3 separate regions of the Homo sapiens genome follow, and all the other regions are linked to region 2. Evidence: read pairs that join two places in POLR2A ChIA-PET (ENCODE). Cell type or tissue: OCI-LY7. All regions are shown on one strand.

What was found. ChIA-PET counts read pairs that join two places held together with the same protein. Peaks named below come from ENCODE experiments on the same cell type or tissue, not always from the same donor. Only the 100,000 strongest peaks of a DNase experiment are listed, where the experiment ranks them.
Region 1: POLR2A ChIA-PET joins it to region 2 with 7 read pairs; 3 of 35 experiments call an interaction of 5 or more read pairs at or near these places.
Region 3: POLR2A ChIA-PET joins it to region 2 with 5 read pairs; 3 of 35 experiments call an interaction of 5 or more read pairs at or near these places.

What each region holds. Positions count from the first base shown.
Region 1 is chr11:60,464,601-60,468,600 of GRCh38, forward strand. MS4A1 (membrane spanning 4-domains A1) reads left to right here. Exons shown (of 8, transcript NM_152866.3): 6 at 1,321-1,557; 7 at 2,359-2,460; 8 at 3,650-4,000. The coding sequence ends at 3,868. Among named protein-coding and RNA genes, the nearest start is that of MS4A1, 11 kb to the left of the region's middle. In OCI-LY7, no CTCF peak of the experiment used is centred here; no DNase peak of the experiment used is centred here; H3K27ac peaks cover 358 bases.
Region 2 is chr11:60,527,582-60,531,581 of GRCh38, forward strand. It overlaps MS4A13 (membrane spanning 4-domains A13), which reads left to right. Exons shown (of 7, transcript NM_001012417.3): 6 at 1,784-1,879. Among named protein-coding and RNA genes, the nearest start is that of MS4A13, 14 kb to the left of the region's middle. RefSeq lists a silencer at 1,484-1,633. In OCI-LY7, no CTCF peak of the experiment used is centred here; a DNase peak (open chromatin) is centred at 1,550; H3K27ac peaks cover 932 bases.
Region 3 is chr11:60,589,416-60,593,415 of GRCh38, forward strand. It overlaps the pseudogene MS4A19P. Among named protein-coding and RNA genes, the nearest start is that of LINC00301, 24 kb to the right of the region's middle. In OCI-LY7, CTCF peaks have their summits at 373 (motif pointing right) and 573; no DNase peak of the experiment used is centred here.

The sequences.
Region 1 (4,000 bases), 63 kb before region 2:
GAAAATAATAGACCTTTCTGAAAGCCCTATCATTTCTCCCAGATCACCATTTAGGAAAATTATCTGATCAATGTCATGATTGATTCAAATTCTAGCTAAGCCATTTTTTGGCCGTAACATTGAACAAGTCAGTTTACCTCTATGTTCCTGAGTTTTCACCTAGAAAGGAAGGGTAACAGTCCTTGCTACCATGTGACGTCCAATGGAGATGAAAGGCAGTAGAGTGTGTGATGGTGCTTCACAGGCTATAAAGTACTACACTGTGGTCTTGCCCATAAAACCCCTAGGGACTCATCTAGATCCAGAGGAAACTGGCCTGCAGAGCTGCTGATGCTGTATGGATGAAAAGAGTTTAGCAGCAAGTTCGCTCCCAAAAAATTCCTCCCCCAACACTGTTACTAAACTGTGTCACTTTCATAATCAATGAGGGAATGGGTGGATTGAGATGGTTCCTGTCTTAAAGTGGCCTGACACACTCAGTTTGGGGGGAAAACTTTTTATGAACATCAAATTATTCTCTAGATACAGCCAGATTTACTGACTTGCCATGTGTAGGTCATAGAGCCAGGAATGAAATATGCGCAGCATAAAATAATAATCAATAATCCCATATCATTATGGTACTTGTTATTTATATTTTCCTGTTTCAACCTTTTATCATCCCTGCAAGGTAGAACATTCACACTGATATTTTCTTACCTATGCTACCCAAAGACATCAGCCCTAATTGTATTTTGGAAGATAGCTGACTGGGGCTGATTGCAACCTATGTCAGCAGGAATAGATGTTGTTACTGTTGTTGCTTCTGCTTTTTTTATTTCCATTTATTTGATAGTACAGATCTAGAGGGTTCTATCTGAACCTTCCCAACCTATACTTCATAATACCATCCCACTAAAGTGTGATACAAGAAACTTCTTCACTCTCTTCCCTCTACCTATTTATGAAGGCAGATAATAAACTGGATAATATTTATCTTCACTTATTCAACAAACATTTATTGAGTGCCTACTAGGATGGTGGCAGTGGCAGTGAAGGAAATGCAAGGATACAAGATATAGAATCAAGGGTTACTCTTAGAATTTTTGCTTTATAAAACAGATGGATGGTGAATGAGATAGGGAAGACTGAGAAAAGAACAGGATAGAGACATGATTTTATTTTATAGTGACAAAGAGGCTAAAAACAACTGAGAGAACTTCAGTATATTTAGTTGTAGTTGCTTTGTGAGTCAGGGCAGTTGCATTTGGAATTCCCTCCCAGATTATGTTTTCCAAAGGGAAATCAAACCCAATTAATAAATCTGTGTCTCCATTTCAGGTCAAAGGAAAAATGATAATGAATTCATTGAGCCTCTTTGCTGCCATTTCTGGAATGATTCTTTCAATCATGGACATACTTAATATTAAAATTTCCCATTTTTTAAAAATGGAGAGTCTGAATTTTATTAGAGCTCACACACCATATATTAACATATACAACTGTGAACCAGCTAATCCCTCTGAGAAAAACTCCCCATCTACCCAATACTGTTACAGCATACAATCTCTGTTCTTGGTAAGTGTTCTTGGTAAGTGTGAGATTGGATTTCTCTCCAGGGAGGAAGGATGACTTGTTTATTATGAGCATGAACTCTGGATCCAGACCACCTGAGTTTGCTAGTTACTGTCTGTGTGGCTTTGGGAAAGAATTTTAACCACACTGTGCCTCAATTTCTTCAACTGTAAAATGGGGATGGTAACACTATTTATCTAATAGGGTTGTTCTGAGGAATAAATAAGTTAATATATACAAAGCATTTAGAACAGTGTTTGGTACACAGAAGTGCTATATAAGCATTGGCTTTAACATTAATTATTCTCAACATCATTAATGGCATTAATATTTACCATTATATTAACTAAGATGAGCATAGAAGAAATTCCTAAGATGTTATGAATATCTTTTGCCCAAGGACTTTTAAATGTAGAGTTTGAAAGAGATAAAAAAAAATGCATCTCCCAAGGATGAAGAGGTCTCCTAGGCATGATGCCACACCAACTAAGGCTGAATACAATTTAATTTGAGACTCATTACTTATTCTTTCCTATACAGAATTGATTCTTCAACTGATTATTCATACCTTACTTTCTATCAGCAATACACATTAACCATCTGTTGTGTGCCAAAAGTTGTGTTAAGAGTTAGGGTTATAAAGATGCTGTCTCCTGTACTAGCAGTTCTCACAGCTATTCATTACTTGTCTAAAGAATTGATCTCTTAATCGTTCAATTATAGTCAACAATAACTTACTGAACACCAACAATGTTCTTTGTGCCATTATTACATTTTCACCTTCATTCTTCTGTTGTTTTTCAGGGCATTTTGTCAGTGATGCTGATCTTTGCCTTCTTCCAGGAACTTGTAATAGCTGGCATCGTTGAGAATGAATGGAAAAGAACGTGCTCCAGACCCAAATCTGTAAGTAGTAGCCCCTCTGGCCAAAACCTCCCTCTAGAAAATCCACATCCACAAAGGATCATTTATGGAGAATGTAATCTGATGAGTTGTTGAAACTAGGAGCTTGATTTAAAAAAAAAAATTGGTCTTGGCATATTTCTAGAAAGCAAATAATATGATGTCTTGAAATTTGAAATAAGTCTGTAGTTAGAGCCTACAGTTCTATATTCTGTGCGTCTTTTTTTTTTTTTTTTTTGAGACAGAGTCTCACTTTGTTGCCCAGGCTAGAGTGCAATGGCGCGATCTTGGCCCAGTGCAACCTCTGCCTCCGGGTTCAGGCGATTCTCCTGCCTCACCCTCCCGAGTAGCTGGGATTACAGGCACCCGCCATCATGCCTGGCCAATTTTTGTATTTTTGTAGAGACGGGGGTTCACCATGTTGGCCAGGCCAGTCTTGAACTCCCGACCTCAGGTGATCCTCCCACCTCAGCCTCCGAAAGTGCTGGGATTGCAGGCGTGAGCCACCATGCCCCACCTCTGTGCATCTTCTTATTAACCTTCCCTGCTGCTTGACTTCAGGCTTCCATCCTGATTTCATGATTCCATATACAGTGTGTAAAAGCAAGATGGTTGAAGGTTGAAGGCTAAGTCACTAGTTCTTTGGTTTCATTTTTCAGTATTCCCCTCTTCCCTCCTTTTCACCTAATTCCTCTTCCAAAACAACAGGTTAAAGGGCTCCACAAATGGGAAATAAAAACAGACCAATAATAGATATATTACTAACTGCTTCAGAACCAGACTGTTAGATTTAGAATTTAGAAATCATCGCTAATTACTTCATTTTGCATTTAAAGAAAAATAGTATCAAAGAGAGAAAATTATTCTCCCAGAGTTATATTCACTAAAGGCAAATCAGAACGAAAATCTAAACTCCTCTATTACTGCAATGTTCTTTTCCCAATACCACGTGGTCATTCCAGGCACTGTGGTCAATGTCTGCTGCCCTTGAAGATTTATTCAGACTTGAGTTTTAATAAATGACTTGATAAGGATATAAGCACCTGCAAAAAAATTTTGGCATTTAAAGGCATATAATAAATGACATAAGTAGCATAAAAACCAGGAGGTATTTGATAAATGTTTGTGGAGATTGTTGACAAAGGTGTCAGTGGTAAAAGTAAAGAATGGTTTGTTTAATTTTCTGTTTTAGAACATAGTTCTCCTGTCAGCAGAAGAAAAAAAAGAACAGACTATTGAAATAAAAGAAGAAGTGGTTGGGCTAACTGAAACATCTTCCCAACCAAAGAATGAAGAAGACATTGAAATTATTCCAATCCAAGAAGAGGAAGAAGAAGAAACAGAGACGAACTTTCCAGAACCTCCCCAAGATCAGGAATCCTCACCAATAGAAAATGACAGCTCTCCTTAAGTGATTTCTTCTGTTTTCTGTTTCCTTTTTTAAACATTAGTGTTCATAGCTTCCAAGAGACATGCTGACTTTCATTTCTTGAGGTACTCTGCACATACGCACCACATCTCTATCTGGCCTTTGCATGGAGTG
Region 2 (4,000 bases):
TCCCAGCACTTTGGAAGGCCAAGGCAGGCGGATCACTTGAGATCAGATGTTCGAGACCAGCCTGGCCAACAAGGTGAAACCCTGTCTCCACTAAAAATACAAAAGTTAGCTGGGCATGGCGGTGGGCACCTGTAATCCCAGCTACTCCGGAGGCTAAGGCACGAGAATCGCTTGAACCCAGGAGGCAGAGGTTGCAGTGAGCCGAGATTGCGCCACTGCACTCCAGCCTGGGTGATAGAGCGAGACTCAGTCTCAAAATAAATTAAATTAAAAAATTAAAAAAAATAAGGAATATGGGTAAAATGACTTTTCACAGTCTTGTCAGCTAAGAGGTCCCAAGTACTTTCTAGCTAAAATGTTATGATTATGATTGTGCATTTCTGCCAACAAAAGTAAATCAAAATTATTTACCTTGGTATTTCAAACTTTCTACATCTTTTCCTTATCCTCCTGTTTATATCATATATGAATGAACACTGTAATTCAGTTAAAACCTGTTTTTCATTTTCTCAAAATGTTATATTGCTTACACTCAGTTTTGTTCTCACATTAAAAACCATAGGTTGTTCAAATATGTATTTTAGCTTTACTCTACTGGTTGTATTTTATGTCTCAATTTTTAAATTATTTTGTCACACTTTTAATTTATGCTATTAAACTCTTTCTGAAACAAGATAGGTTACAAGGAAACAAGCAAATAAAAATTTAAAGTTGCCTAGAATGCTGTTTCCTTCCTTCGTTTTTCTCAGTCCTACCCTTATTTCAAAGGTCCTACCACTTTATGAAGCCTTCCCAGAGAGTAATAGCTTGGAGTGAACCTCCTGTCCCTCCTGTCCCCTATAATGATTGAGCAAGTTTTTATCCATTTTTTATGGTACCTTATATTATCTTTCTGTCTCTTCTACTTCATTATAAACTCTAAGAAATCAGGAAGTTATGTGTCATTGCATTCCTATCATCTAATTCCTACTACCAGATAGTTTCTTGAATATAAAAGATATTAAATAAACCAAACAAAGAAGGAGGAGGAAGAGTTAGAGAAGGAATTGAAAGGGAGAGAATTATGATGTCATTCTTTCTAGTTCTGAGTATCATTCTTGTCTTTCCACAGCCAGCACAAAACCCACATTTTCAGGATGAGTACCAATATTATTCACATAACTAACCAATCGGATTTGTAGTTGAAAATATCTTTCTGATAGCAACAGAAGGGAATCTGTTTTATTTATCCCAGCAGTCACAATCACCTTATGCTTCCAAGTTAAATGTTCTTTGAACTCTTTTTGAATGTATTAATCATTTTAAATGATATTAGAGCAATATATATGTGAGAGTTTTATCACCATGTATGTAAATTTAAGAAGGGTTGTGATTAATAATAGCTGTTTTAATAGAAAAGGATTGCTTGATAAATCTGTTGGTGGCCATCTTATCATTAGAGACAGGAAAGTCAAATCTTACTAACTGGAGAGTTTAGATAGTGAGCTGTGCCAGCGACTCTGTAAAAGCTGTCAGAAGTGAGACAAGAATGCTAAGCAATGGAGATCAAATGCAGAAGCCACAGATGCTGAATTGAGGAACTGAAAGCTAGGGAAAGTGTAGCAGAGGGCAAAGGAGTAGAAATGTCTAAGGAAATCAAATGGTGAAAGGTTTATCTGTTCTTATTTTCCTTCCTTTTTTTTTTTTTTTTTTTTGACTCTCATACCAGTAGCTCCTTCCATGATCATGTTTGCACTCACTAAAGATAATAGCATTAAGATTTCTCCCTGTTTTTTGGTTATAGAAACTTGGGAGGGAAGTATCACGTATTTTACTGTTCTTCTACGGTTTGGAATTTTCTATTGCACTTACACACTCAATATACAGCTGTTCCAATTTGGTAAGTGTTTACCCACTCTCTGGCAAATCAAAAGATGTTGATTTCTAGTAACTACACTCTATGAGAAGATGAAGTGCACTGATACAAAATATTTAGAACTAATATAAATGGAATGTGTGATATTGCCTTTATTTTTTATTTTTGTTATTTTATAAATAGCATAAAATTATAACAGTAATACATGAAACTACATTTAAAAGCAAAAAGCATATAGAGTAAAAAGTGATTTTTCTTTAATATAGTTCTCATCGTATCCACACATCCAATTCTATACAAAAAAAGACGAATACACACACATTCTCTTTACTAATTGTATGTATTATATTCACATTATTTTGTCACATTCATTTTTTGCAATGATTAGAAATATCTTTCCATTACAAAACATATCTAAATAATGCCTTTTATTGCCTTCATTGTTTTTCTTAGTATTTAGCATTCCCTAATTACTGCATATGTAGCTTGGTTTCCAGTTTTTTCTAAATTATAAACAATGATGCAGTGAACATTTGAGTATAAATATTTTTGCATACAGGACCACTAATTCTTTAGGTGTTTGATTCCTAGAAATGTCATTGCAGGATCAAGTGTAACAACATCCCAAAATGCTATAACAACTCACAAAAGTTTATGAGAATGATTATTTTCTCACAAGCTTAAAAGACTACATATCTAACATTCATTCATTCTTTCTCAAATATTTACGGAGAGCATGCTATTTGCTAGGCATTGTCATAGGCACTAAGGATGCAATGATTAACAAAACAATGGCCTCTCCATTAGGGAGTTTGCATTCCACTGGGGGAGAAAGGCAATAAACAAACACATAAAATTATAAAATGTCAAGAACTGAAAAATGTTATGAAGTAAAATAAAGCAAACTAAGGAGATAAGGCAAGATTATTTTATGTAGGATGGTCAAGGAAGACTACTATGATCAACAACTGATTGAAATACAGAAACAACTATAAGACTACATGGTAAAAGGATTTCTGAAGAGAGGGAATGAGTTGCATTTCCAGAATGGCTGATTGAGGACATGGTAACTCTCCCTAAAAATGAAATTATAAAACTGAACAAAATTGTCAATGAACAACCTTCTAAAGATTCAGGAAGTTGACCAAGCATACAAGAACTTGAGAAGTGTTTATTTAAGAAAATCTACTGGACCTCAGTAAGAACAGTGCATGTCTGTGGCATGTTAGCTTGGGACTGTTCCCACTCTTCCCACCTGATATGGTTAGGCTTTGTGTCCCCACCCAAATCTCATCTTGAATTGTAATCCCCAGGTTTTGAGGGAGGAACCTGATGGGAGGAAACTGGATCATGGGGGCAGTTTTCCCCATGCTATTCTCATGATAGTGAGTGAGTTCTCATGAGATCTGATAGTTTTATAAGTGTTTAGCAAGTTCCTCATTCACTCAGTCTTCTTTCTCCTGCTGCCATGTGAAAAAGGTCCTTGCTTCCCCTTTGCCTTACGCCATCATTGTAAGTTTCCTGAGGTCTCCCAAGCCATGTGGAACTGTAAGTCAATTAAACCTCTTTCCTTTATAAATTACCCAGTCTTGACAAGTTTGTTATAGCAGTGTGAAAACAGACTAATATACTACCCCACCCTCAGATTCCGTTACGCAGAAGTTTACCTTGGTGGGTCAGACTGTGAGGCCCAGCAGCCTCATTGCTTGAGATGACTAGTTTTATTTGGAACAGAGCTCAGAAAGTTCCAAGACCAAAAGCGTTATTAAAACAACAGTAATCCCAGTGACAAACAAGCAGATAAGGCCAAGGTCACTCCTAGCCTGACTAAGATCACAATACTTGTTGGGGCAAAAAATTTACTAGCAACCAACCAGAAACTCAACAGAGAAATTTGAAGAACAGGACAGCCACAGTGGACCTTGATAACTTCCTACTTTTCCCCTGTAGTCTGGAAGAATATAAATATGTGCAAAGCTATACACATACTAAGGAGACAGGAGAAGGTCCTAGTGAGCCCTTGGTTGAACAAGAGGCCTTGCAAAAATAAAGTAAAAGCTGGGGCAACCTCAACTTTGAATATATTGCTCAAGCTACACTGATTCATTGGGAAAGGGTAGAAGTCTTACTGGCTCAAGGTGTCTA
Region 3 (4,000 bases), 62 kb after region 2:
AAATCGTTCTTTAACAAAAACAGAGAAACCGCTGGCAAAACAACCAAAAGTAATGATTTCAAAGCATTGGAAATTAATCAAAGCCACAGCTAAAACAGAAAATTATCTAAGAGATACTAGTAAACCTCAGAAAAACGGAGAGATCTATAATGTTTTAATTTGAGGCTAATTTCCATCCCCTCTCCCTTCAAGCTCCTTGGCAGAGTATGTATGAAAAGCCAGCAGTATAGCAACCAGCTGAGAGGACCAACATCATGTGATGCTCTATTAAAAGTGCCATCATCTGAGCACAGTCAATATTTTGTCTGAAATTGCATCTCTGTTCCCAGGATATTTTGGCTATTTTTTGGATAAAGATTTCCGCTCAGTGAAAACAAAGTCCTACCACTAGATGGCTTAAACACTATCAATCTGCTAGCAATAGCACAGCTTAATAAGACTATGAATTCAGGTAAATAAGGGCTTGGTCAGAAATTTAAAAGACGATCCTGAATAACTAGATAATCATAAGGAGCTTTGAAAAGCTCTGACATATTCTTGGAGATCTAAAGTCCCTCACAAATATGGAAAGCTATGTGCATGCCCAGGAAGCAACAAAGAAAGAAGAAAGGCCCACCACTCATTTACCTCTGGCTGACTATGAGGCCCTAGGCAAGGAAGAAGTGAAAGCTGAAGCTGTCTTATAAACTAACTGAAGTTTTAAGCATATATTCTCATACACACTCTCCTTGGCAAAGGATTATTGACTGACATTAAATTACACTGAGCCAGGGATGGCTCCTAGGAAGCAGATAACCCATGGGCTTGACATTGAGGGAATAAAATATTTGCAGAATTAATCCAGGAAACTTAACAAAGACAAAGGAATAAGAAAAACAACAACAACAAAAGCAAAAATAGCAAACCCTGGGGGTGGGGAAGCAATTAAATACCAAATATGCTACAATGTATTATGTAAAATGTCAATTTTTCTAAAAAACATAAAACATGCGAAGAAACTGAAACATATTTTACATACACAGGAGAAAAAAAGCAACCAACAGAAAAATATTCCTATGGGGGCCAAAATTTGGTACTTTAACTACTCAAAGACTTTAAATTAGATCTTTTAAGTATGGTCAGAGAACCAAAAAAAAATTGTTAAAAGAATTAAAAGAAAGCATGAAAGTGATATGTCACCAAATACAGAATATCAATAAAGAGATAGAAATTATAGATTTTAAAAAATTAATACATTAATTGGATTTCCCATAGAAATCACTTTAAAACATGACTGAAAGTATACACAACAAGAAATAAGGCCATCTCCAGTGATGCCAGGCACAAGTTCAGCTCAAACCATCCTAGACTCCAGACTAGTCCTACGGACCCAGACTCTACACCTGCCCTAGCACCAGGCCAACCCTAAGCTGCAGGCCAGTCCCTGTAGCCCAAGTCTCCAGAGGACCCAGGGTCTAGGCCTGCTCCAGCAGACCCAAGGTCCAGGCCCACCCCAGTGCACCCCATTGCCAAAATGAGCCACATGGAATGAGGCACCATGACCACCCTTGCAGACCCATTCCAATGCCCATGGACTCAGGACCCAGACTCATCCTTACAGACTTGGTTTAGACTAGCCCCAGCACCAGCCCAGCCCCATGGACTCAAAATGCAGACCCATATCAGTGGTCCCAGGTGCCAGGCCCATCACAACATCTGAGTGACCCCTAAACAGTCAGGCTCAAGGTTCACACCAGTATCAGCTCAGCTCTTGTAGACTCAGGCTTCAGGCTGGCCCCCATGGATACAGGCCTCTGGCCCATCCCCATATGCCAATCAACAAGTCCACCATGGTAGATCAAGGCTACAGGCACAACTCCACAGAACCAGGATTCAGGCCTACCCACCTGCTAACCTGGTATCAGGCCATCTTGCCTGAGGACTCCAGCAACAAGCCAGCCATACCAGATGTCCTGCCCAGAATCTTTGAATGAGCTCACTGGTGAAAGTCTTTTCCAGACAAAGCCAGCATGAAAAAACTGGAATAAGGCTCCTACTTCAAATGGACAGATATCAATATAAGGCAAAAAAAGATGAGAAAACAAGAAGACATACCACCAAAAGAACACAATATGCTCCCAGTAGCTGACCCCAAAGAAATGGAAATATATGAACTTCATCATCAATAATTCAAAATAATTGTTATTGAAAGGCTCAAAGAACGTCAAGAAAATGCATATAATTTTATAAAATCAGGAAAACAATAAATGACCAAAATGAGAAATTTTACAAGAGTGAATAAAATTATTTTTAAAAATTAAATTCTGAAGCTGAAAAATAATGAATGAAATTAAAAATACAATAGAGAGCAGCAACAACAGAATTCATCAAGGAGAAGAAAGACTGTGACATTGAAGACAAGGCGTTTGAAAATATACAGTCATAGGAGAAAAAAATGAAAAGGACAAAAAAGTCTATAGGATTCATGGGACAAGATCAAGAGAGGAAATATTCAAAATATAGGAGTTCAAGAAGGAGAAGACAAAGACAAATGGGTAGGAATATTATTAAAATAACATAAGAAAGCTTTCTAAATCTGGGAAAAGATATAAATATCCAGGTACAGGAAGGTCCAAAGGTCTCCAATTAGATCAATCCAAGCAAGATTACACCAAGATATAATCAAACTGTCAAAAATCAAAGACCAAGAGAGGCTCCTGAAAGCAACAAGAAAAAAAGAAGTAACTAATGTATAAGAAAGTTTCAATAAGGCTAGTAGGAGATTTCTCAGCAGAAACCTAACAGACCTGGACAGAATAGGATGATATATTCAAAGTGGTGAAAGAAAAATACTGTCAACAAATAACCCAGGAAAGCTGTTCTTCAAAAATTAAGAATGAAGACTTTCTCAGACAAACAAAAGCTGAGAGAGTGTATTATCCTGTGATGGAAGGGTCAAAGCTTACAAAATTTTAGTTAGTTAGGAGTAATAAGTGCAAGAGACCTTATGGTGCAACATGATGACTGTAGTTAAAAACACCAGATGTAACAGAGGTGTTGGAATTATCACACTGTGACTTAGAAAAGCTATGATTAATATGCTAAGAAATATCACGGAAAAAAGTGGGCAACATGCAAGAACAGATAAGTAATGTAATCAGAGAAACAGAAATTCTAAGAAGTGATAAAAAGGAAATGCTAGAAATAAAAAACCTTTTAACAGAAATGAATCATGCCTTTGATGGGCTCATTAGTAGTCTGGACATGTCTGAGGAAAGAATTAGTGAGTTTAAGGATCAGTAAATAGAAGCATCCAAAACTAAAAAGTAAAGGGGAAAAAAACTGGAAAAAAAAAAAAAAACAGGACAAAAATCCAAGAACTGTGAGATAAAGACAAAAGAAGTAACATGTGCGTAATGGAACTGCCAAAAACAGAACACGAGGGAACGCAAGAAATGTTTGTAGCAATGACTGAGAATTTCATAAAATTAATATCAGACCAAACCACAGATCCAGAAACTTAAAGGACATTAAGCAGAATAAATGCCAAAAACATACACTTAGGAAAATTATATTTAAACCGCAGAAAATCAAATATTTAAAAAAATCTTGAAAGAAGTTTTATTAGTTTGTTCTTGCACTGCTATATAGAAATACCTGAGACTGAGTATTTATAAAAAGAAAAGAGGTTTAATTGACTCACAGTTCCTCAGGCTGTATAGGAAGCAGGATAGCATCTGCTCGGCTTCTGAAGAGGCCTCAGGAAACTTACAATCATGGCAGAAGGTGAAAGGGAAACAGGCATATCTTACATGACAGGAGCATGACCAAGGTGCGGGGAGGTGCCACACATTTTTAAACAGCCAGCTCTCATGATAATTCATTCACTATCATGAGAACAGAGGGGGAAATCCACCCTTTTGATCTAATCACCTCCCACCAGGCCCTACCTCCAACATGAGAGATTACAGTTCAACATGAGAGATTACAGTTCAACATGAGATTTGGGCAGTGACACAGA